2 separate regions of the Homo sapiens genome follow, and region 2 is linked to region 1. A link is a loop called in an ENCODE intact Hi-C map of the cell type or tissue named here. Cell type or tissue: endothelial cell of umbilical vein. All regions are shown on one strand. Each heading gives the region's core, and the rest is flanking DNA. Links, peaks and the distances in the headings are about the cores only.

Region 1 (12,134 bases), core at 2,469-10,468:
AAAAAAAAAAAAACAGTGACCAGAGATTCTAGCGAGGTGGCAGCAACTAGTCTAATTTCCAGAGGCAGCAGTTCTTCCAACAGCCACAGGGCAGTGAGGCTCTTGGTGCAAACTGTAGTGTCCACATCCAGTAGCAATAGTGGCATCTGCTCTAAGCCCAGCTCTGTGGTACAACCTGGGCATCATTCCTGGTTCCCCACATCTCTTAAAGATACTACAAGAAACCCAATACCCTTTAATGAATTTCCTTTATGTTCAAACTAGCTAGTGCTTGCAATTGAGAATCCAGACTAATAAAGGATTAGTATTTTTTAGAATTTCAGAACCGTATAAACAATCTTGACAAAATGCTTTCGTATTCTTTTCTCTATACTCCTAACACAAGAGTTCCCCTAATTAAACCAATTCATTATCAATTAATTACATCACTCTCCCTCCACACTCACCCTTTGGTACCTCTTTCTCCATCTATCCAGCCTCCCCCGGCCTATACCTTCCCCATCATTCTAGGCTCAAGTTTAAATAGAAAGATTAAGATGGCCAATAAAGTTCCCCCACTTTAATACCTGACATAAGAGAAAGAACAAGAGTCAAAAGACTAATGTTGACAAAAAGTGAAAAAGTTTCACAATCGATTTCGCTACGAGGGCCCTCCAGCACGGAAAAATAGGAGGCCAACGTGTTTTCATTTTGGCTCTGCCCTAACTAGTTCTATTTTTAGATGACAGAAAATAACAATTTCCTTTTGTTACCTGAATATTCTCAACTATAAAGCCAGGAATAATACTTTCTCCCTACCTAAAACAATTTAAAAAAAAAAAGGCACATCATACTTGAAGCAATTGTAACTTCCCAACAAATCCCAGTATGGTATTTTATTTTCAAGCACAGCTCAAGCTAATCTAATTTTCCCAGTAGAGAAACTAATGTAAAAACGAAATTCAATTTTATGATGGCAATAGCTCACACTCATTAGCTAAGTACTAGCTTACTTGGTACTTAGATTTAAGGAACCCACGCACAAAGCTCTAACTGGGACACAGGTGCTCAGGTGCTATAAATTAATTCCACAGGGTTCAAACTTGAAAATCAGGAGCCGATTAATAGGAAATGGCTGTTGAATAATGCCTCATTCTTTCAGACCAAAGACGACTCACATAATAAGCTAGAAACTATGATTTTAAAGTATATATCCCAAATCGACTAGTTCAATTATCACACTTCTGCTTTCATACAGATAATCCAAGAATAAAATGTCCCCAGTAAGAATTTTATCAACTTTCAATCCTGAACTGTGAAAAACTTGAAACCTAGTCCTATTAAAGAGGATTAAGGCTGAAATTCTGACAACTTCTGGTCTCTGATTTAATTCCCTGAATATCTGCCTATGACCTGGCTCTCTCAAAAAATAAAAATAAAAAAAAAGGTCAATGTATCACCAAAGTCTACGATTCTCTTAGTATCTATCTTCTACGAACAAGTATGTTAGGGTGTGTTTGCCTCCCACAAAAGAAAAGCTAGCATCCATTCTGAAGGACATTAACTGAAAAAAGATAGCAGAAATTTTATTCAGATTATTTAAATCAAACACAATCTACCTGTAAAGATTTGTTTTTAAGTACACTTAGGAAAAAATGAGAATCATAAAACAAAAGCTACTGAGTATTTAAGGAATGAGTCTGCCTAATAAGGATATGCAGCAGATGCTGAAACTTGATCTTCCTTCCCTCTGTGCATAAGGGACAGTAAGAACCTCGCTTCGATATTTTAAACAAAATAAATACTTGGGAAGAATATTATTATGAGAGGAAATAAAAACCCCATAGAAATTAAAGTTTCATGAGGCAATTTTGAATTTTTTTTTTGTTTTACATAAGAGAAAATTTTAGTTTCTGAAGTGAATGGTATGACTCAGTGGCACAGCTAGAAATGGAACCTCGTGCATACTAAGGCAATAAACTGTTAAATCAAGAAAATAAAATAGGCCAGGCGCAGTGGCTCATGCCTGTAATCCCAGCACTTTGGGAGGCCAAGGCGGGCAGATCACCTGAGGTCAGGAGTTTGAGACCAGCCTGGCCAACATGGTGAAACCCTGTCTCTACTAAAAATACAAAATTTAGCCAGGCATGGTGGCACATGCCTGTAACCCCAGCTACTCAGGGAGACTGAGGCAGGAAAATCTCTGGAACCTGGGAGGCAGAGGCTGCAGTGAGCCAAGATCCTGCCACTGCACTCCAGCCTGGGCGACAGAGCAAGACTTAAGGGAAAAGGAAAAGAAAAAGAAAAAATGTGAGAGAAGAAAAGAAACATTCAGAAAAGAATGGCTTTAATCAATGACAAAAGCTTTTCTTTCCAGCCCATCTGTGATGCACGGGTTAAGAGAAAAAAGTGGCAGTCAACAGTAAAAAACAAGGGCTGCAGGGTTGAAAAACTCTTGGGAACTCATTCTCTACCAGGCGGCCACTAGCTGAGCACTCTGGACAAGGGTTTCCTCATTGTATCCTCAGGTGTGAGAACACGGTGGCTCATAGTAGGCACTCAAAATATTTATAAATGAAGTGGGATTCTCCTATAAATTTAGATAATTTAAAGAACAGCATTTCTACATAAAAGCAACATTTTCTGCTTATAGTGATAATAGCAACCGATGAATGACAATGCTAAGTACCCTGAATCTTTTACTCCAAATGGTTCATTTTTGTTAGTCCAGGTCCTCTAAGAAGCAGACACCAAGACAGGATGAGACACACAAGAAATTTATTAGGGGAAACATCTGTGAGAGAAAATGGGGAGGGAGCCAGGGAAGACTGGAGGGGCCATCAGACAGTGATGCAGGTCTGACCCAGGGGAAGGAGACAGGGAAGGAAAGCAAGCCGGATGGGTGGGTGTGTATGGGTGTGAGGGTGGGGGCAGGTGGGTGGGTGTGCGGGTGGAAGTGGGTGGGTATGTGTATGGGTGTGGGTGTGAGTGTGGGTGGGTGGATGTGTCTGTGTGTTTGTGTGTGTGGGTGAGGCTGCAGTGCCATTCTGGGGTAAGTCTAACAAGGCTGCCGTTAGAAGGCTTGGGACATTCAAACAAGTTGAAACTTAATCCCCAGTCTGGCATTATTGAGAGGTGGGGCCTTAAAAGATGAATGGATTCATCCACTGATGAATTAATGGGTTAATGAATTTTATTAATTTTTTTGAGATGGGGTCTCACTCTATCACCCAGACTCTAGAGTGCAGTGGCACAATAATAGCTCTCTGCAGCCTCAACCTCCCAGGCTCAAGCAATCCTCGCACCTCAGCCTCCCAAGTAGCTGGGCCTACAGATGCGTGCCACCACCACACCTGGCTTCCCCCTGCCCCTGCAGAAATGGGGTCTCATTATGTTGCCCAGACTGGTTTTGAACTCCTGGGCTCAAGCAATCCTCGTGCCTCACCTCCCAAAGTGCTGGGACTACAGGTGTAAGCCACCATTCCCAGCCTAATGAGTTAATGGATTAATGGGTTATCACAGGAGTAGACTGGTGACTTTATAGAAAGAAAAAGGAAGAGAGACCTGGGTCCCCCACTCTTGGACTTCTCAGCCTCCATAACTGTAAGAAACAAATTCCTTTTATTTACCTAGTTGCAGGTATTCTGTTATAAGCAACAGAAAACAGACAAAGATAGGCAGAACGTGGGAGGCATGGCTTTCACACTAACACAACTGTACCACAGAGCAGCTGGGCCTGATAGTCAATGTCACTCCTCCTTCCTCTATCTGAGAGGTGCCCATGGCTGCCACAGCTTCGAAACCATATTTTCCCACTACATTGGCATTTTCTTGAATATCTAACACAATCTCTACCACCAACTTAATATATATATCATTGAATCTAATCACCACCAACTGTAAAACACTCCATTATTTTATATCCTACCACAAAAAAATCCTGCTAATCTTGAAATAATAGCTTAACACTTAGCACTTTTATATACATTGAAAAAGCTCTTTGAAAGGTATGTTTTCATCATGTATCCCTCTTGTGCATAAAGAAGTAAGCAAACTACTTTTGTTAAGATATTTCTAAAACTTCTTCAAAGTCCAACTCCTCTGAATCACTTTTCATCTCAGTCATCAAAATCTGGTTTTTCCCACATGAATTAGTCTGTTTTCACACTGCTATGAAGTTACTGCTTGAGACTGGGTAATTTATAAACAAAAGATGTTTGACTGACTCACAGTTCCACATGGCTGCAGAGGTCTCAGGAAACTTACAATCTTGGCACAAGGGAAGGGAAAGAAGGGCACGTCTTACATGGTGGCAGGAGAGAAACCAAGTTCAGGGTAAACTGCCACTTTTAAACCATCAGCTCTCGTGAGAACTCCCTCACTATAACAAGAACAGCATGGGGAAAACTGGCCCTATGACCCAATCACCTCCCACCAGGTCCCTCCCTCAACACATAGGGATTACAATTCAAGGTGAGATTTGGGTGGGGACACAGAGCCAAACCGTATCACCACACATATTTTTCCTCTGTGCCACTGAAAATACTGGAGATGCATCATTTCTTCAAAGGGTGCTCTTAAGGAGCTCCATTCTTGTATCCAGGATTTTCTTCCAAGATGATGGCAGGCACCCACTCTTTGGATACTGATACCAGCACTTCCTTGACCTAACCAGGTCTCAACGGAAGGTTTTCAAACCACCACCAGCATTCATATTTCTTCCTTAAGTGGTCTGTGGACTGAAATACTGAGGAGCTACAGTTGTCCAAAGAGTAAAAGAGAAGTAACCTCATGTCCGTTTCATGACTGCTGCCTGGTGGATAGCAACTATAAGATACATATCCATTTCACTAATGTTCAAAGGTGGAAGGAAAAATATTATGTCTTACAAAGAGAAAAAGGTAAGGCATAATGTCGTTAGGATACTAGAAGATGTGAAAGATTCTATTTTCATCTCTGTCACAACCTTATTTAGTGATGTAGAAACTCCACCCTCAATGAGCTCCAATTTCCTTTTTTTTTTTTTTTTTTGAGACAGAGTCTTGCTCTGTTACCCAGGCTGGAGTGCAGTGGCACGATTTCAGCTCATTGTAACCTCCGCCTTCCAGGTTCAAGCGATTCTCCTGCCTCAGCCTCCTAAGTAGCTAGGATTACAGGTGCCCGCCACCACGACTGGCTAATTTTTGTAATTTTAGCAGAGACAGGGTTTCACCACATTGGTCAGGATGGTCTTGAACTCCTGACCTCAAGATCCACCCACCTCGGCCTCCCAAAGTGCTGGGATTACAGGCGTGAGCTACCGTGCCTGGACTCCTCTTTTTAAAAAAAAAAAAAAATTAAGTGGTCAAATATGTCTCCCTAAGTTCTCTTCAGTTCTTTGTTTTCAAGGCTATACCATCTAATATTTTCATGACATGGTCTAAAGGCTGATCCTAGGTACCTTGGCTCATCCCGAAATATTTCCCTAGTGAAACAGCAGACTCAGCTGCACACATTCCCAATAATCGAATCACTCCTCTGGATTAGACAATTAAATGGGCTGGTTACATTCTAGGGTCCCTTGTGTGTGTGTGGGTGGGTGTGTGTATGTCGGGCGGGGCAGTCAGGGGGAAGAAGAGAGCAGAGTTGGCCGATTCCTCAGAAGCAGAGAATACACCCTAAGGATATGAAATTCAGGAAATGTAAGTTTCAACAGGGAAGTAGAATCTGATGATGACAAGGCTGGAAGGCCACAGATGATAATGAGTCACCAACAGAGAGGACACTGAGTCATGGGGCAAGGCCTTGCAGGGAAAGGGGTCCAAGAAGGAGACAGGCCTCCTGCCTAAGATAATCTTCACTCATTTTAGAATTTTGATTTGAGTTATTCCTGACTGTGATCTCTATAGGATTCTGAGTCAGTAAATTAAACTCTCAAACGGTACATTCCTGAAAAACAGGTTTTACAAAGACATCCCTATCTGACTGAATAACAGGCTTACGGGAAAAAGAGAATTGTAAGAAAAAGCAATGCTGTCCAATTGTAAAGGTCAGTTCCAAGGAGGAAAAAGTCTTCATAAAATTAGGTCACTGACAACTTTTAAACCAAACTGAGAAATGTTCTCACAAATAAGTTCAAGATGAATTTCCTCCATTCTGAATGTGCCTGCCAACAGAAATCCACATAAACTGTAAAAGAACTGATTAAAACAAGCTTCACATGCCATATAAAATACTGTAAATATAATAAGATGAAACTAAAGGCATAATCTTTTTAATGGCATCTAATGCCTTAGGTACTTATCCTATAAGAACTCACAAGCAATATTAAATACAAAGTAAGTAACACTAAAAATCCTACTAAACCTATTCCATTAACACAAACCAGCTATAGTCTCAAATCCTTTGGAAATGAGAAGTCAAAGCTTAGGCTTTCCATCACTATTTTAACCTCCTGACAGGGACACAGTCATCACGAAACAATTTAGAGTGTATCCAACGTCCAGACAGATCTAACCCTAAGGAAAGGATTGCCAGCCAAGATTTCACTAGCACCCTAAGCCAGTAGCTCTGATTTCAGCCTGCTTCAGAATCACCTGGAGAGTTTCATGAAAGACCAGCTGACAGAGTTTCTGACTCAGTAGAGTTCTGGGGTGGGCCTGAGAATGTGCATTTCTTGCACGTTCCTAAAGTGATGCTGGACCAGGGACCATACTTTGATGACAAGTGCCCTAGGGCATACTAAAGAAAGAATAGCATATTTGCTCCTAAAAGGTGGAATGCATTTAACTCATTTTAACCATCATACATTCTTTTAGTAATACTCTGAAACACTTTTTAAAAAATATTTAGGTAAGTGCAAAAGTTAACTGTGGTTTCAACTGGGTGCGGTGGCTCACATCTGTAATCCCAACACTTTGGCAGACCAATTCGCACAGATCACGTGAGATCACGAGTTCGAGCCCAGCCTGGCCAACAAGGTGAAACCCCGTCTCTACTAAAAATACAAAAATTAGCTGGGTGTGGTAGCAAGTGCCTATAGTCCCAGCTGCTCAAGAGGCTGAAGCAGGATAATCACTTGAACATGAGAGGCAGAGGTTGCAGTGAGCCAAGATCCCACCACTGCACTTCAGCCTGGGAGACAAAGCAAGGCTCCCCCCATCAAAAAAAAAAAAAAAAAAAAAAAGGAATTGTGGTTTTGACCATTTAAAAAAAAAGTGGCAAAAACCGCAATTACTTTTGTACCAACCTAATAGTTTGGAACAAAAATCCGTGTCAAAAGTCCAAAAACTTATGGAGGAGATTTGAGAGCATGAAAGGATGATGAGAAGGGGGTGCAGTAAAGCACAGGCCAGGGCTGAGAGAGCAGGCATCACGTCTTGCCTGTGACCGACCATCTAAATGCTAACAAAAGCCTTTGGTATGCAGCAGCTTAGTACCTTCCCTATAGGGGCAAAAGGTCAGGGCAGGTCACCCAGGAAGTGATCCCTGGCCTGGTATTTTCACAAGGGTAAAGTCTGTGGTAGAGAAAAACAACAGAAAAAGAAAAGGGTCTCAAAAGCCTGAAGAGTCTGCATAGGCAAAGGGCTTTCCTGCCCAAATGGGGAAAGGGGTGCAGCCGTGGACAAGACACTTCCTCACATCTCCTTAGCAGCCCAGTCTGCCCCCAGCACCCCCAGGATGAGAGGGAGGCGGAACAGCTCCATCTCAGGCACCTTTTGTGCACCATCAGGCAAGCTCCACCTTCTCTCTCCTGGCACTCCCGCTTCCCCGCAGTTTTCCTGAACCTCTGGGTCTCAACCAATTGCCCTTATTTGCCAGAATCCTGAGAAACTGGGCAACCATTTTAGGCTAGGGATGAAACTCAATGATCTGATAAAAGAATACATGTAGAGAAGTAAACGCAATATGAAGGGCTTTTAAAAGAACAACATAAACACTACAGCACTATTTTAAAAGTCCTTAGATTCCTGGACAGCTGCCCACCTCAGATAAGTACAACATGTCCTGCCATGCCAGAGAGAACATCTCTGGAATTCTGGCAGCAACACACCACACAGCCCTTTCCTCTGAGAACACGCGCAGAAGTGAGTAGAGCAGTTGCAGCCACTAACTGTATCAGATCTGACTCCCCAGGTTGAGTTCTTCACCTCCAGAGTCAAGGGTGGCAACATGATCAGCAAAAACTACTCACTCAAAAACACTGTCCTGGCCGGGCGCGGTGGCTCACATCTGTAATCCCAGCACTTTCAGAGATCGAGGCGGGTGGATCACCCGAGGTCAGGAGTTTGAGACCAGCCTGCCCAACATGGTGAAACCTCATGTCTACTAAAAATACAACAAATTGGCTGGGCGCGGTGGCTCACACCTGTAATCCCAGCACGATGGGGGGGTCGAGGCAGGAAGATCACAAGGTCAGGAGATCGAGACCAACCTGGCTACCACGGTGAAACCCTGTCTCTACTAAAAATACAAAAAAAATTAGCCGGACATAGTGGCACCCGCGTGTAGTTCCAGCTACTCGGGAGGCTGAGGCAGGAGAATCGCTTGAACCCAGGAGGCAGGGGTGCAGTGAGCTGAGATCACACCACTGCACTCCAGCCTGGGCAACAGAGCAAGACTCCATCTCAAAAAAAAAAAAAATACAAAAAAATTAGCCAGGCATGGTGGCAGGTGCCTGTAATCCCAGCTACTGGGGAGGCTGAGGCAGGAAAATCGCTTGAACCTGGGAGCCAGAAGTTGCAGCTGAGCTGAGATCATGCCACTGTACTCCAGCCTGGGCAACAAGAACGAAACTCCATCTCAAAAAAAAAAAAAACTATCTTGACTTTTTAAAGGGTGAGGCATGTGTATTCATAGAAATTACACTTCTTTGAGTGTGGAGGGAAACACTGACTTTTTTTCTTAGACTGGCAATTGCTCTACTTCTCTCTCCAACAATTCACTTTAGTAGGAACAAAGCTGGACATTGTAGGGGGGAAAGGAAGGGGCTATGCAAACATATCCTTCCCTCTTTTCGAAATTTCAACAGTTTCCCCTCAAGGAGGAAACCAGACATAGCTAAGGCTCATCCTTCAACTCAGCCCAGATATCACCTCTCCAAGATGCCTTCCCTGAATTTCTCAATCACTTGATTACCACGAAGCATGTTGGAAATTACATGCCTTCTTTCAGCCATCTCCTCCAATGGATGAATCACTACTTATGTCTTTATCTTTATAGCATGTGGCACAGTGCTTGGCATGTGGCAGGCACACACTATTTGTTGAACTGTATACTTAATACAGCCTATTTAAGCATAGAGATGAGGCGTATGAACTTATATAACTGGTGGCTCAAAACCAACAGGGATTGCTGAGCATACACACAGATGACTTTATCCCTTAAAACCTAAAGTCTCATCTTACCCTTAAGATTCAGAAAACATTTTAAAATAGTTGACATTACTGTTTGCCTTCTAAAATAGACATATGTAGTTTTAACATTTTAATGACTCAGTCTTAATTATGAATATCCAATTATTAATATTATGCTGCACCATTATTCAATTTAGGATTTCAGAAAATACTAAACTAATTGCTTTTAAAGATAAAGTGGAATGGGCACAGTGGTTTATGCCTGTAATCCCAGCACTTTGGGTGAATGAGGCGGGCAGATCACAAGGTCAAGAAATTGAGATCATCTGGCCAACATGGTGAAACCCCATCTCTACTAAAAATACAAAAATGAGCTGGGCGTGGTGGCGCACACCTGTAGTCCCCGCTACTCAGGAGGCTGAGGCAGGAAAATCGCTTGAACCTGGGAGGCGGAGGCTGCAGTGAGCTGAGATTGCACCACTGCACTCAGGCCTGGTGACAGAGCGAGACCCCATCTCAAAAACAAACAAAAAAAAAGATTAAGTGACCACTATGAAATCCTTGGAACCAATTTTAGACTATTTCTACCTCCATTTTACAGTCATTTTGCATTCCTTTCTTAATCTGTGGCTTTTAACATGCTGATGGTTTCTAAAACTTTTAAGTTAAAAAAAATTTAAGTAAAACAAGAGTCTTTCAAAGTTCTCAGAATGTACTGGCAACCATTTTAGCTGCTTAAAGACATTCCTTTTCTCCTTGTCCCGGTGTCGGGGGTATGGGCTTACTAAACTATACAAAGGCCCTCTGCTGTGTCTCCACCCCACAAACTCTAGCTCCAATACTTCTTCCATAAACCCTTTCCTAACAGCCACAAGCTTAGGGGCTGCCCACTCCATGTGAGCCACATTATCTTTGCTGGCGCACTTTGTATATTGTTTTCTTTTCCCATTCCTTGTCTGAAGCACTTAGTATAGGCTATTTAATTAGCTCTTTACCACTTACTCTCCAGTATCACACTGGAAATTTCTTGAGGCAAGTATCTATTCTTCCTCAAAAGTTTCAGGCGAGTGTTCTGCAATGCATCAGTTATGTTTTAGTAAGCATTCAAAGGTATTTAAAGAAACAAAGGTAGCCACAGTGATTCCACTTTAAAAAAAAAAAAAAGTGATCAGTGACTATCAAGATGAGAAGTACCCAAACAATGTCAATATGGGTTAAGAATCCAACTTTTCAACTTTTACTAATTTCATTATTGCAACTCACTGATAACTTAGGAAAGTACTATTTTAAAGGTTTCCGAGGCAAATATAAAAGGATCAGGAATTCTTGTAAAGGAGAAAAAAAGCGGATGGGGAGAAGAACCTATAGATTGAAAGTGACTTGGAAATGTATCAGTCAAATGTAATATGTTTGGACTCAGATTCAAACAGACCAACTGTTATTGAGGGCGGGGCTTGGGGAGGGAAAGAGGCAGAATTGGAATGAGTATCAGGAAAACTTGAATATGACCTAACTTTTCACAAAATTAAGAAATTACTGATTGTGATAAGGATACTGTGTTTTTTTAAGTGTCTGCTTTTTGAGATATATACTGAAGTATTTGTGAATGAAACTGGGCTTTCTGTCAAAATAATGAGGAGAGCAGGGGGTCAAGGGGAGTAGGGATCACAGGAGAAACGAGACTGGTCTGAGGCTGGATGTCGAGTCCATGTAGTTTCATTGTATATTTCTCTCGACTTTGGTACATGTTTGAAATTTTCCAAGCTAAAAAGGAAGAAAGCATTAGGAGGTGTCCTGTTAATTCCGTGGTTGGCTGTGGCTGCCACCCACCCCAGCTTTGGACAGCGTCCTGCTTTCCAGCAGGTGTTTCTGTTCCCACAATGAGTTGTGTATGACACACCACACCACTCCTAAGGTTCATGGCCTTATACAGACACCACCCTATTCTCGTTCCTACCCTGCATGGGAACCCAACCTTGTCTAACACAGAGACCCTATCAACCTCCATCACAGCTGGAGCTTAAACCAGCCAGTTGGCTAACAACAGCTCTGCAAACCATGCTGTCTACTCCACACAGCCTGGAGCCAATACCATGTTCCTGTTTTTGGACCTCATCGCTCTATTTCTAGGAACCTAAAACAGAAACAGAATACTGAGCCTAACAATGGTCACACGCTATTTCTGTAGAGCTAAAATCCAGCACCACTCTGCTCAGAACTTTTCCTCCAGACACCAGGATGATGCCCTTTGTGCAGTATCCTACTGAAAAGGCAGTCCGCACCTCACCACTCCAGATATGCTGTAGCCCCGCCCCACCTGGCTCCTTGCCCTGTATTGTTTTGTAGCATTTTTCACTGCCTGCCAATGGATTACAGGTTTATTTCTACTTCACTACCCCCGCCTAGAATCTAACCTCCATGAAGGCAGAGACTTTTGCTTTCTTTGCCTTTACCTTTGTCCTGAGATTCTCAACAGCAACTGGAACATAAAAAGAGATCAATAGGTATGCGCTCAATGTTCAGGATGCCAGGGAAGTACAACTATCAAAGAGGGTTAAGAAAAAAAATTGACACTATTAACATAAACTAAGAACACGTACCTCACCAGCCCACACATCGGCTCCATGTACTAGAAAGGTGATGTCATGGCACTATTTTTATTCACCATCTTATTTAGTCTTTCCTAAATAGCTGAAAAATTGATGACTACAGGATCACATGAATAATGACTGTATCTGTCAGTGTGTGCCAGAAAAACCTCATGGGACCACACTGTCTTCACACACCCTCTACAGTATCTACAATATATACACACAAATT
Region 2 (12,134 bases), core at 2,393-10,392, 59 kb after region 1:
ATCATACAACAGGCAGCACCCACTCTTTCAAAGGTGAGGAAATTCACACACATGCAAAAATCCTGTCTGAGCAGGCATGAAAAAATGCCATCTATTTCAAATCATTTTGCTCCTCTCAGCGCTAAACCGACACTTCTAGCAGGATCTCCCCTGTCACAAACCCATGTAGTTTTTACATCACTGATACCTCCACCTAAAGTATAAGCAACTTGAAGGCAGAAAGCAAGACTTGTCTGGATCCTCATGTCATCTAGTTGAGTGCCATGCATAGACTAATGAACAGTAACTACACACTGGCTGGACCTGCAACGTGCCTTTCTAGCATGAGGATTCCAATTCCTCAAGTTTTATCTCCCCATCTATAGGAAAGAGTGTCTTTAGAAACTTGGATTATTAAAAACACAAAATTGATGGCACAATAAGGACCACAATGTATAATTTCATGTATATTATTCAAAGAAATGAAAAGCAGAGTCCACTCCCCCAACACCTCCTGGTTCACCTTTTACTACTTAGAGAAGGAAACTATCCCTCCAGAGGTATACTAAAGATGCTGCTGGAAATGACACAGACATGAGTCACCCTTAAAGGTCAGTCAGTGTGATCCAGTGTTAAGAGATCTGACCGTCTGACAGGAAGGTTATATCTTTAAGCCTTAGGTTCAACGTGAGGTCAACTTTGGAAATTACACCCTACCCGGCCAGGTGTGGTGGCTCACGCCTGTAATCCCAGCACTCTGGGAGGCAGGCAGATCAGGAGGTCATGAGATGGAGACCATCCTGGCTAACACAGTGAAACCCCATCTCTACCCAAAAAATACAAAAAAATTAGCCAGGCATGGTGGCGGGTGCCTGTAGTCCCAGCTACTAGGGAGGCTGAGTCAGGAGAATGGCGTGAACCCGGGAGGTGGAGCTTGCAGTGAGCCGAAATCGCGCCACTGCACTCCAGCCTGGGTGACAGAGTGAGACTCCGTCTAAAAAAAAAAAAAAAGAAAATCACACCCTACCCAGACGATTCTATCCAGCCACACAGACTCTAGTTCAATTAGCAAAGACAGAAAACCAAATTTCCTAATGGTAAAAGGCCAGAGATACATAGCTGAAACGCAAATCATGCATATGCACCTTAAAACAGTTTAACATTAATGTAAATTTATGTCCAAGAAGAAAACTGACTGTAACAGCTATCAGCATAGCAGTTATTTTCTGCTGCCAGGACACGCCCAGTCATAGGTTGCTCAGATCAGTGATGAATATAGCCACTTATCTCCAGAGCGTCAATGTCACTGCAGGCCACCAGGAAGGAAAGACACGCTCTCTCGTAGGACAGAGCCCACCCCAAAGCTTTTACCATAGTACTATCGTCCTAACGAAAGTCCTCGAAACTCTTCACAGCATCTGGACGAACTGCATTTTGCTGTCTCAGCCTCCAACAGGCAAGGTGAAGTCCATGCTGCGATACAAGTCCCAGTGCACTAAGCTCCCAATGCTGCCCCATGAGCGAGGCAGCTGTTCCCTATCAAACCTTCACCCAACAGAAGCAGCAGAGCTTCAAGTCACATGGGCAAGGAAACAAAGGGAATAGGAGAGTCTCTCTTGTGCACATTTATCAAAAGTTCTAGAACAATGATTTCTAGTCAGCTTGCTGTCTTGGGGGAGCCCCACAGGTAAGTCTCTGAAGGGAGAAATATGCTTCACATTGAACCAGAACAAGTATTAAAATTCTATCACTCAGGCTGGGCACGGTAGCTCATGCCTGTAATCCTGGCACTTTGGGAGGCCAAGGTGGGTGGATCACTTGAGATCAGCCTTTCGAGACCAGCCTGGCCAACATGGTAAAACCACATCTCTACTAAAAATACAAAAATTAGCTGGGTGTGGTGACGCGTTCCTGTAATTCCAGCTACTCAGGAGTCTGAGGCAGGAGAATTGCTTGAACCCAGGAGGCAGAGGTTGCAGTGAGCCGAGATCACACCACTGCACTCCAGCCTGGGCGACAGAGCAAGACTCCGTCTTAGAATTTTTTTTTCCATCATTCATTCGCAAAAGGGCAATTTCCTCATTAGCAGTAGGTTGTATCTGTTGCCACTAGCAGGTCTACACAAGATAAATACACCAGCTACAAGTTAATGATTACGAGGAGGCCATAAATGATTGCAAGTAGTGGTATTTTATATTATCAAAAGTCTTAGAAATCTCAAAAAATTCTCCATCTGAAAAACTGTGGAGCTAACTTTTCGGAGCCTGGATTTAAATCTGGGCTTTGTGCTCGGTGCCATCATAGCCAGCTTACGGAACTTTTCTATGCCTCAGTTTCCTAGTGTGTAAAACGGAGATGTTGTTGTGGGAAGGGTCAAATAACATACATTATATCTCATGACAATATCTGGTATATAGTAAGCATTCTATCAGTATTAGTGATATTATTATCATCATCAGAGCCTGCCACTATCCAGATGTGCTGCATACATGCTGTTTTATACCATAATTCTGTGCAAAAGGATTTAGAGCCCCCATGCCTAGGGAGGAGGAAACTAAGACTCAGTGTGCATTATTTATTTGTACTAATAGGCTGAGTGGCAGAGCCAGAATTCAAAACCAGGTCAGCGTAGCCAAAAAGCCTGTGATCTTTCCATATACCCACTCTGCCTTCTGGGTGAAAAGGAAACAAGGACCAGGGGTACTGACAATAATCACCTTTCTCCTACCAGGCCAGGCTACAAGGTGCTTATTCTGCATATGTGAGAGCAAGGCTTGATAGGCCCCTAATGCAGCTCTGAGGAAGAGTCTTAACTGTCACTGGCCCCTGAAGCTGGCCCCTAAGACAACAGGTATTGCTTTCTCCTAGCAGCCTCTCACACACAGCTCTGCTCATGCAGACAGACCACCTCCATTAGCCTCAGCCTAGGGCAGAACAGCAAACAGCAGAACTCATTTAAAGCCTATTTATTTCTAAAGGCTGGGGACTGGCCAGGAGGAGGGATGCAAGCTTTAGGCCTGGACTCCAGGAGTGAGAATGCTGAGGGCACTTAATGACCATCAGGCCGGTGCGGTGGCTCACGCCTGTAATCCCAGCACTTTGGGGGGCCGAGGCGAGTGGATCACGAGGTCAGGAGTTCAAGACCAGCCTGGCCAACATGGTGAAACCCCGTCTCTACTAAAAATACAAAAATTAGCCAGGCGTGGTGGCGAGAGCCTATAATCCCAGCTACTCAGAAGTAGAGTACTCCTGAGGCAGTAGAATCACTTGAAACTGGAAGACAGAGGTTGCAGTGAGCCCAGATCATGCCACTGCACTCCAACCTGGACAAAAGGGCGAAACTCCGTCTCAAAAAAAAAAAAAAATACATCAAGGAGGAAAGGGCTGTGGCAAAGGATCAGCATGGAGAAGACAGCAAAACAAGTGTTTCTATGTCAGCTGGGGGTCCTGTTGAGACTCTGTCAATGACAAAATGTTCTTCTCATCTCTGCCAAGAATCTTTGCCCCAAGAGGTAATCTTGCTTACCTCTTTAAGCAAGTTCAAGGAAGAAACGAAACACACACTAGTGCTCAGGTAAAAGCATTATTTGAATTTTATACTATCTTCCACAACACACAAGAAGCTTTGTAAATCCTGGGTGGTCACCCTCTCATGAAATAAACAAAGTCACAGGAAATAAAGAGGCTGAGCCCTAAAGGTTATAATAAATAAGTAAATATGTTATAGAATAAAGAAACCTGAGGGGAAGAAAAAGAGATTAAAACTTTGACTTCAAAATTGTCCTTATATAACCCTTGTCCTAAACACATACTTTAAACCCTACAGACACAAACCCAGGTCATGTTTTCCACCTGCACACTCTTACAGGCAAACCAAACCCATCCAACAACATTGGATACCTGCAGAAATAAATTCTGCCACACAGATTCCACTAAGAACAAGAGTTCATGCTTGCCTAGCCTGGGGAATCTTAGATTTTGGCTGGAGACCCCAAGACAAATTAGGTCAGGAATGTGGAACAAATGGAAGTGGATATCAACTTGGTCTGAACATGGTCAAATATAGGAATTTAACATGTACCAAGATAATAAGAGTCAACATTTTTATACAGGGCTAACTATGTGCCAGGCACTATCCTAAATTGCCTTACATTTATTAACTCATTTCATTATCACAACTATCTTATGAATATTATTATTATCCCATTTTACAGCTGAGGAAACTGGGGCAGAGAGAGGTAACTTGCCTGAGATCACAAAGCTGGAGTGGCAGAGCCAGGAATGACTCACCCAGGCAATCAGGTTCCCCAGTCTCTGCTTCTAACCAGATGTGCTGCTTCTCAAATGGCTGCAAGACATATCTCAAGCTTCACTTGACAACAAATCAAGGACTAAAGAACAAAGACAAGGAAATAATCCTATAAAGGGGTTTCCAGGAGCTCTCAAATGTGCCTCTGTTTCAGAGCAGTCCAGGTTCTTAATGTATTGACTCACATTCTAAAGAACCAAGGTAGAGAATCAAGAATCTTCTCTTTACCCCATAGGGATTCCCTATCATTCCACTTTAAGGCTTTTGGTACACAGAGTGCATGCTTTTTAACACTGTTTTAAGTTCTGCCCACGAAAAACAGATAACTGTTTTTAAATCCTTATGACATCATGGCAACAATGAAAATCACATATTGGAAAACATTACAATGTCAGTTTGCTGTGTTATAACTCAGAATACAATATTTAAGTGTACATCGAGTTGATTTCTAATAGATGCTGTAAAACATAACACTGTTTCCCAAGCTGTCTCTGGGCAGCTGTAATCCTAAAACACAGAGCCTTCCATGGCCCCTTTGCTATGGAGGGTAACATTCCAAGGGATGTTTATTTATTAGCACAAAAGCCACTTTCCACAAGATAATGTCTCTTCCCGTGAGGCATATAGGATGCAGCAAAATTCTAACTTGTGATGAACTGGGTGAACTTACTATAAAGCTCTGTAAAGTGTTTAAAAGAAGACATGATAATATATACATACATATGTACATTAATGAAAGTAACGTCACATTAACCTACAAGAAGTCAGCATGTTTAGAAGGGAAATCTGCTATTTTTAAATATTTTCAAATAACTCTATCTTGACAATACATTGTAACAGCTTCTTAATATAAAGTGTCCCTTCTACCAACAAAGAAAAAACTAAAGCAAAATGCAGAAGACATTTACCCAAATACTCTGTACATAAAGTGTTCTTTTTACCACTGAACTCTGGAATGCAGGAGTTCCGTCAAAATCTTTCCTACTTAATTCCAAAAGAGTTCCACCTAACTCCTATATGTATTGCTTTTGGAATTCTAATCAGTTCCGCCCACCCAATGACTCAAACTGAAATACTAAGAGATACGACAGCTGCACTCATCCACCCCACCAAGAATAGCTTTCAGGAAACCAAGCTCCAGTTGGAAAACTACATTTAGTAACCCCACTAGACTTAAGAGAATGCTCCAGGAAGCTTCCCATCATTAATAATAAAAATGCCTGTAAAAACTCTGTAATAACATTTGTAGAATACATATTTTCCCCTAGAAGTCAACAAGTTAAACAATTCTGTGGCCGTTTATACCCTAGGATTTTAAACTCATCTGTTTTTGTTTGGAATTCCCTGGGCGACAGATGATTGCTAATGCCTTGTCAAACATTCAAGAGAGACATCCTCAGAGGAATTACAGTTCACTCGCCACAAGGCACAGGCCTGTGGTACAAGTCTGAGCTAGAACATTAAGTCAATAAGCCTATACTCATTTTTCTCATGTTGCTTTCTCACTCGCCTATCCTACCTTGCTCTAAACTTCCCATCTGTCTGTAGAACTGTGGCTTAAAAAAAAGATAAAAAACTGCAGAGAGGAGAGAGGAGAAAGGCAGAGCAGACCTAAAAATCACAAACTGTGTGATGTAAAGTGTCAACTGGCAGATACACACTACCGCCAGGTGGAAACACGGAACCTAGGGAGAGGGAGCTGAAGTCCACTGCTCTTATCTAGAGAAGTCTCAGATAATCCTGCCAACTGGGAAGGGAACAAGGGCCTAGCGCAGTTTAAAGGTGGAGATGGCACGTCCCAGTGCGCAGAGAGCAGAAGTAGAGAGAACTTCTCAGGAGAGATCCCCTTAAATTAGCATTAAATTACTCATTTAGGGCCTGGCGCGGTTGCTCACGCCTGTAATCCCAGCACTTTAGGAGGCCGAGGAGGGCAGATCCCGAGGTCAAGAGATCAAGACCATCCTGCCCAACATGGTGAAACCCAACCTCTACTAAAAATACAAAAATTAGCTGGGCGTGGTGGCGCACGCCTGTTGTCCCAGCTATTCAGGAGGCTGAGGCAGGAAAATCGCTAGAACCTGGGAGGTGGAGGTTGCAGTGAGCCGAGATAGCACCACTGCACTACAGCCTGGTGACAAGGCAAGACTCCATCTCAAGAAAAGAAAAAAATACTAATTTAGTTGCAAGAGTGGAGGCGAGGAAGATGAGAATTATGAAAAGGGGCACCTACATACTTAAAACACAATTTCACTGACATTTATTTACTGTTTATACTTGGATAGAATATAAAGAAAACAAGATTCTACCCCGCTCTAGCAAGGAGAAAGCTAACATTATGCATGCACTAAGCTCACATGCATATACTATTTCATTTAATCCTCACAACAACACAACACTTGAATGGGTACAAAAAAATTGTGCCACCTAGTATTTGCTGGCACAACAGGGTGACTATAGTCAAAAATAATCATACATTTTAAAATAAAAGAGTATATTTGTTTGCAAGAACAACAACAAAAATGCCTCAGGTGATAGATACCCTATTTACCCTGATGTAATTATTACACATTGCATGCCTGTATCAAAATATTACAGATAACCCACAAATATATATACCTACTGTGTACCCACAAAAATTAAAAAGTAAAATAAACCCACTTGAGCACATGTCATTTTCACTGCTGTTACAGGCGGCTGGACATGTCCCTCAAGTACTCATGTTGAATTCCTTACCCCCCAGAATGTGACTGTATTCAGACACGGGATTCTTTTTTTCTGTTTAAACAGAGACAGGGGTCTCGCCTTGTTGCCCAGGCTGGTCTCAAACTCCTGGGCTTAAGTGATCTTCCAACCTGGGCCTCCCAAAGTGCTAGGATTACAGGGAACATAGGGTCTTTAAGGAGGTAATTAAGTTAAAATGAGGTCATTAGGGTGGGCCCTAATCCAGTATTACTGGTCTCCTTAAAAGAAAAGAAGATTAGGACAAAGATACAGGCACAGAGGTAAGACCATGTGACAAGAGCCACCTACAAGCCAAGGAGAGGTGCCTCAGAGGAAACCAATCCTGCCAACACCTTGATCTCAGACTTCTAGCCTCCAGAATTACTAGAAAATAAGACTGCTATTTAAGCTGCCCAGTCTGTGGTACTCGGCTATGGCTGTCCTAGCAGAATCATACAACTGTCATACAGAAAAAAACAAACACCGAAGCTCAGATGGGCTAAGTAACTTGACTGAGGTCATGAAGCCAGTATGTAGCAGAGGTGGAATCTGAATCCAGGTCAAAATACAAACAAGTCTTTCCAAATTACTTAGCTTGGTACAAAGAAGTGCTCAATATATACTGATTACTTTTTTTCATAACACCACATGACTATAAGTTAAATACAGGATACAGAGATATAGCCATAAAACAATGTGATACAGGCTACCATTTCTTTGAGATCAAGTCTCGCTCTATTGCCCAGGCTGGAGTGCAGTAGCACAATCTCAGCTCACTGCAATCTCCGCCTCCCGGGTTCAAGCAATTCTCATGCCTCAGCCTCCCAAGTAGCTGGGATTACAGGCGCCCACCACCATGCCCAGCTAATTTTTCCATTTTTAGTAGAGACAGGGTTTCACCATGTTGGCCAGGCTGGTGTCTAACTCCTGACCTCCAATGATCCTCCCAAAGTGCTGGGATTACAGACAGGCGTGAACCACTGGCACCTGACCACAGGCTATCATTTCTAAGTGCTGTGATAGACAAATACTACTGTATCAGCAAGTCTACAGACTGGAGTTGAGCTCAAAATTGAGGCAGATTCTCCAATTACAACATTCATACTAAGGCCCATGTGTCACCTGGTCTAAGTCAGTGGTGGCAAGGACGGACAGGAATGGCTGGTGTATGAACACACACTCCATCTCTATGTGATCAAAGATGACAGCCCCAGAAAACTTTTTTCTTGCTTTTCATAGGTCCTTATGCTGTTATCTGGAACATGTGCATAAAATACAGAATGATCTTTCAACACTCCACATTAATTATTCTTAGCTCAATGAAGTACTCCTTATTCCACTGCTAGAGAAAAGTGGCAGTCCCTTCAGGCTCCTCTCTTTTCCCTTTTCCTCCCTCAACACATGTCTTAATTCCAGCCACTGGTTTTAAAACCAGGGTACAGGAGAAAACAGGTTCCATGATAGTATCCTATAGTTTCTTATCTGAAAAGTTCAGGAAACGGGTCATTATAACCAAAAGAAAAAAATATCTCAAACAGATGCCCAACTTTCAAAACAATTAAAAGACAATAAATACATGGCATTAAAGTTACAATGAGTAGAATGTCATCTCTGATGATTCAAGAGGGTTTTGTGGAACCTCAGGGTGATCACCGTAAGTATTAATCATCTCTGTAGAAAGAACTTGTTAACATACGGAAATCCCCGGGAAACAATGTCAGTTAACAAGGAATTTATTACATAAAGAGAAGCAATGCAGCACATACCTGAAATAAAATCCTTGATGCACAATTTTTAATGTATATTATACCATTAAAACCAAACAGAACAGAGAAACATGAAAACCTTAGATGCCTGTAGAATGTATACTTATTCTCTAAATAGGGGATCATCTTGAGTTATGGATGGATACCTTCATTTTTCCTTCTTCCTCAACAACATTTACTGAGTAATTTCCCTAATTACCTTCATTGGTGGTAATTAGGATCATGATGGATACCTTCATTTTTCCTTCTTCTTCAACATTTACTGAGTAATTTCACTAATGACCAGAACTGCTATGTATAGTGAGAAAATGTCTCATCATTGAAACAGATTAGTCCTACCTTAAAGCATTATCCAGTTCCTGAGAGCAATAATGAAATCATGCTGCATAATTCATTTCTGCCCTTTTTTATGTTTTTTTAATTTTCATATGCTGAATGAAGGCTGGACGCAGTGGCTCACACCTGTAATCCCAGCACTTTGGGAGGCCGAGGCAGGCAGATCACTTGAAGTCAGGAGTTCAAAACCAGCCTGGCCAACATGGTGAAACCCTGTCTCCACTAAAAATACAAAATTAGCCAGGTATAGTAGTGTGTGCCTGTAATCCCAGCTACTTGGGAGTCTGAGGAAGAAGAATCGCTTGAACCCAGGAGGCGGAGGCTGCAGTGAACAGAGATGGCACCACTGCACTCCAGTCTGGGTGACAGAGCAAGATTCCCTGCCAAAAAAAAAAAAAAAGACAAGAAAATTTGCCCCCATTTTTAAGCACTTAAATGTTTAAACAAACTCAAAAACAAAGTTGTCACCAAATTTATTCAGCTTCTACAATTTCTACCATCCATTTCTACTTTAAAAGGACAAAAATATTATGGTTTTGAAAAATGAACAATTATTTCATTATGTTCAAGTCTCTGGCTTCAGAGAAAATTTAGTAAGTAAAATTCATTAAATCTCAACCTTTAATTACTTTTTTTTTTTAATTAGGGAGACCACTGTGATGGGGCAAGGAATTTGGCAAGTTACGTTACTAACAAATCTTTAAGCTGATGTTAACAGCGGAATCTTTAGAATTATTTGACAGGTTTACAATGTTTCCAGACACTCAAAAAACCACTAGTACGTTCTTATCAGGAAGTATTTTACAACGTAATAAAGTAATGTAAGTACTGCCATCCTCAGATAGCTCCATGATTCATTCAGCCTGACACTCAGCTGTGGCAATAGTAGTGGGGAGCAGGAACCAGGGGGAGGGCCCAGAGAGGAAGAAGATGCCACTCACAGTATAATTGCACTGAGAAAGCTACTTTCACCAGAAATCTAAGCTTCTCAAGGTCAGGAGCCATCCCTTATTCTTTCCTGAATATTCAGCAGCTAGGACATGGGCCAACCAGATACAGGTATTTATTCAGTGTAAATATTTAAAAGTCATCCCGGAATAGTCCATTAACAAATATATGTTTCATGCCTGAAGACTTATACTGCACCATGGGTGCAGGGAAAGGTACTCCCTAGTATATTCATATATAACACATTTCATAATTTGATAATCTCATATCTTTGCTCCCTTTCTAAAGGGCTCTAATGTGTCTGTCCTGTTATTTAAGAGCTATTCCCTTGATAATACAAATATGTTATTCACTGGTCCTCCACTGCCATCACAATTATTTTCAATTTTGCCTTTTTGCTAGGGAAAGGACTCCAGTTGGACAAAAGCCACAGGTTAGAAGAAAACTAACATGTTTTATTTTTTCAGGTATGTAATCTCATTATATTGCCCAGAGTGGAGTGCAGTGGCTATTCACAGGTATGACCATGGCACCCTACAGCCTCGAACTCCTAGACTCAAGCGATCCTCCTACCTCAGCCTCCCAAGTAACTGGGACTACAGGTGCACACTTATGCCTAGATTTTCAAGACGATTCTTGATAATCTTTTAATATAGGCTCAGTCTTCTTTATAGGAGCAAAACCAGCTATTTTTTAAAGTTATTATTTAGGTAACTCTCAGTCCTCACAATGTTTTTCAAAATTCTGATACTAGACATGCAGGGAAACTAAGTTACCACTCAGAACCCCTATATGATTTTTGCCATGTGGATTAAAAAAAAAAAAAGATAAATTCTGCAGCCCACACATATTAAGGCTTCACTTATGTTTCACCCAGCCAACTTTAATTAGAAGTTAAACTAGTATTTACCAATCTTTGTCCTTTGAGAAAGAAAAGAATGCTTTGAGAAGAGAGGCCCTGGTTAAATAAACTTAGGAACTGATGGGTTTAAACAAAGCTGAACAGATTTCTTTGCTGCTGGATTTGCTTTAACATACAGGTAGACTGGGCGCGGTGGCTCACACCTGTAATCCCAGCACTTTGGGCGGCCAAAGTGGGTGGATTGCTTGAGGTCAAGAGTTTGAGATCAGCCTGGCCAACATGGAGAAACCCCATCTCTACTAGAAATACAAAAAACTTATCTGGGCGTGGTGGCAGGCGCCTGTAATCCCAGCTACTTTGGAGGCTGAGGCAGGAGAATCGCTTGAATCTGGGAGGCGGAGGATGCAGTGAGCCAAGATCACACTACTGCACTCACTCCAGCCTGGGCGACAGAGCAAGACTCCATCATAAAATAAATAAATAAATAAATAAATATATATATATATATATATATATATATATATATATATATGTGAATATATGTATGAATATATATGAGCTCAAAATATATATGCATGAATATAGTTACGTATATAATATATATTTATATTATATATATTTTTTGAGATGGAGTCTTGCTCTATCGCCCAGGCTGGAGTGCAGTGTGTGTGGGTGTGTGTGGGTGGGTGTGTATATACGTATATATATGTGTATACATACACATATACACACATACATATATGTATGTGTATATATACACACACACCCACACACACCCACACACAGTTATACAGACAGCCCTCCATATCCATGAGTTCTGCATCCATGGATTCAACTGACTGCAATCAAAACAATTTGAGGGAAAAAACTGATGGTTGCTTACATACTGACTTTTTTCTTCTTATATTCCCTGAACAATACAATATAACTATTTACATAGCATTTACATTGTATTAAGTATCGTAAGTAATGTAGAGATGATTTAAAGCATATGGGAGGACATGGGTGGGTTATATGCAAATACGACCTTTTTTACCCACCTCAGATGGAGTCTTGCTCTGTCGCCCAGGCTGGAGGGCAGTGGCATGATCTCAGCTCGCTGCAACCTCTGCCTCCCAGGGTCAAGCGATTCTCCTGCCTCAGGCTCCTGAGTAGCTGGGACTACAGACACCCACCACCACACCTGGCTAATTTATTTATTTATTTTTTTTCC

Evidence for each region. A loop is a pair of places that touch in the nucleus more often than their neighbours do. Peaks named below come from ENCODE experiments on the same cell type or tissue, not always from the same donor. Only the 100,000 strongest peaks of a DNase experiment are listed, where the experiment ranks them.
Region 2: it touches region 1 in a loop (5-fold over the local background); 22 of 110 quality-filtered maps call a loop at or near these places.

What each region holds. Positions count from the first base shown.
Region 1 is chr4:147,825,523-147,837,656 of GRCh38, reverse strand. All of the region lies in intron 3 of ARHGAP10 (Rho GTPase activating protein 10), which reads right to left. Among named protein-coding and RNA genes, the nearest start is that of MIR4799, 49 kb to the right of the region's middle. RefSeq lists an enhancer at 5,051-6,250. In endothelial cell of umbilical vein, for the core only: no CTCF peak of the experiment used is centred there; DNase peaks (open chromatin) are centred at 5,716 and 6,376; H3K27ac peaks cover 2,448 bases.
Region 2 is chr4:147,766,119-147,778,252 of GRCh38, reverse strand. The region is part of intron 1 of ARHGAP10 (Rho GTPase activating protein 10); the gene reads right to left. Among named protein-coding and RNA genes, the nearest start is that of MIR4799, 10 kb to the left of the region's middle. In endothelial cell of umbilical vein, for the core only: no CTCF peak of the experiment used is centred there; DNase peaks (open chromatin) are centred at 4,312, 4,622, 5,482 and 9,972; H3K27ac peaks cover 4,431 bases.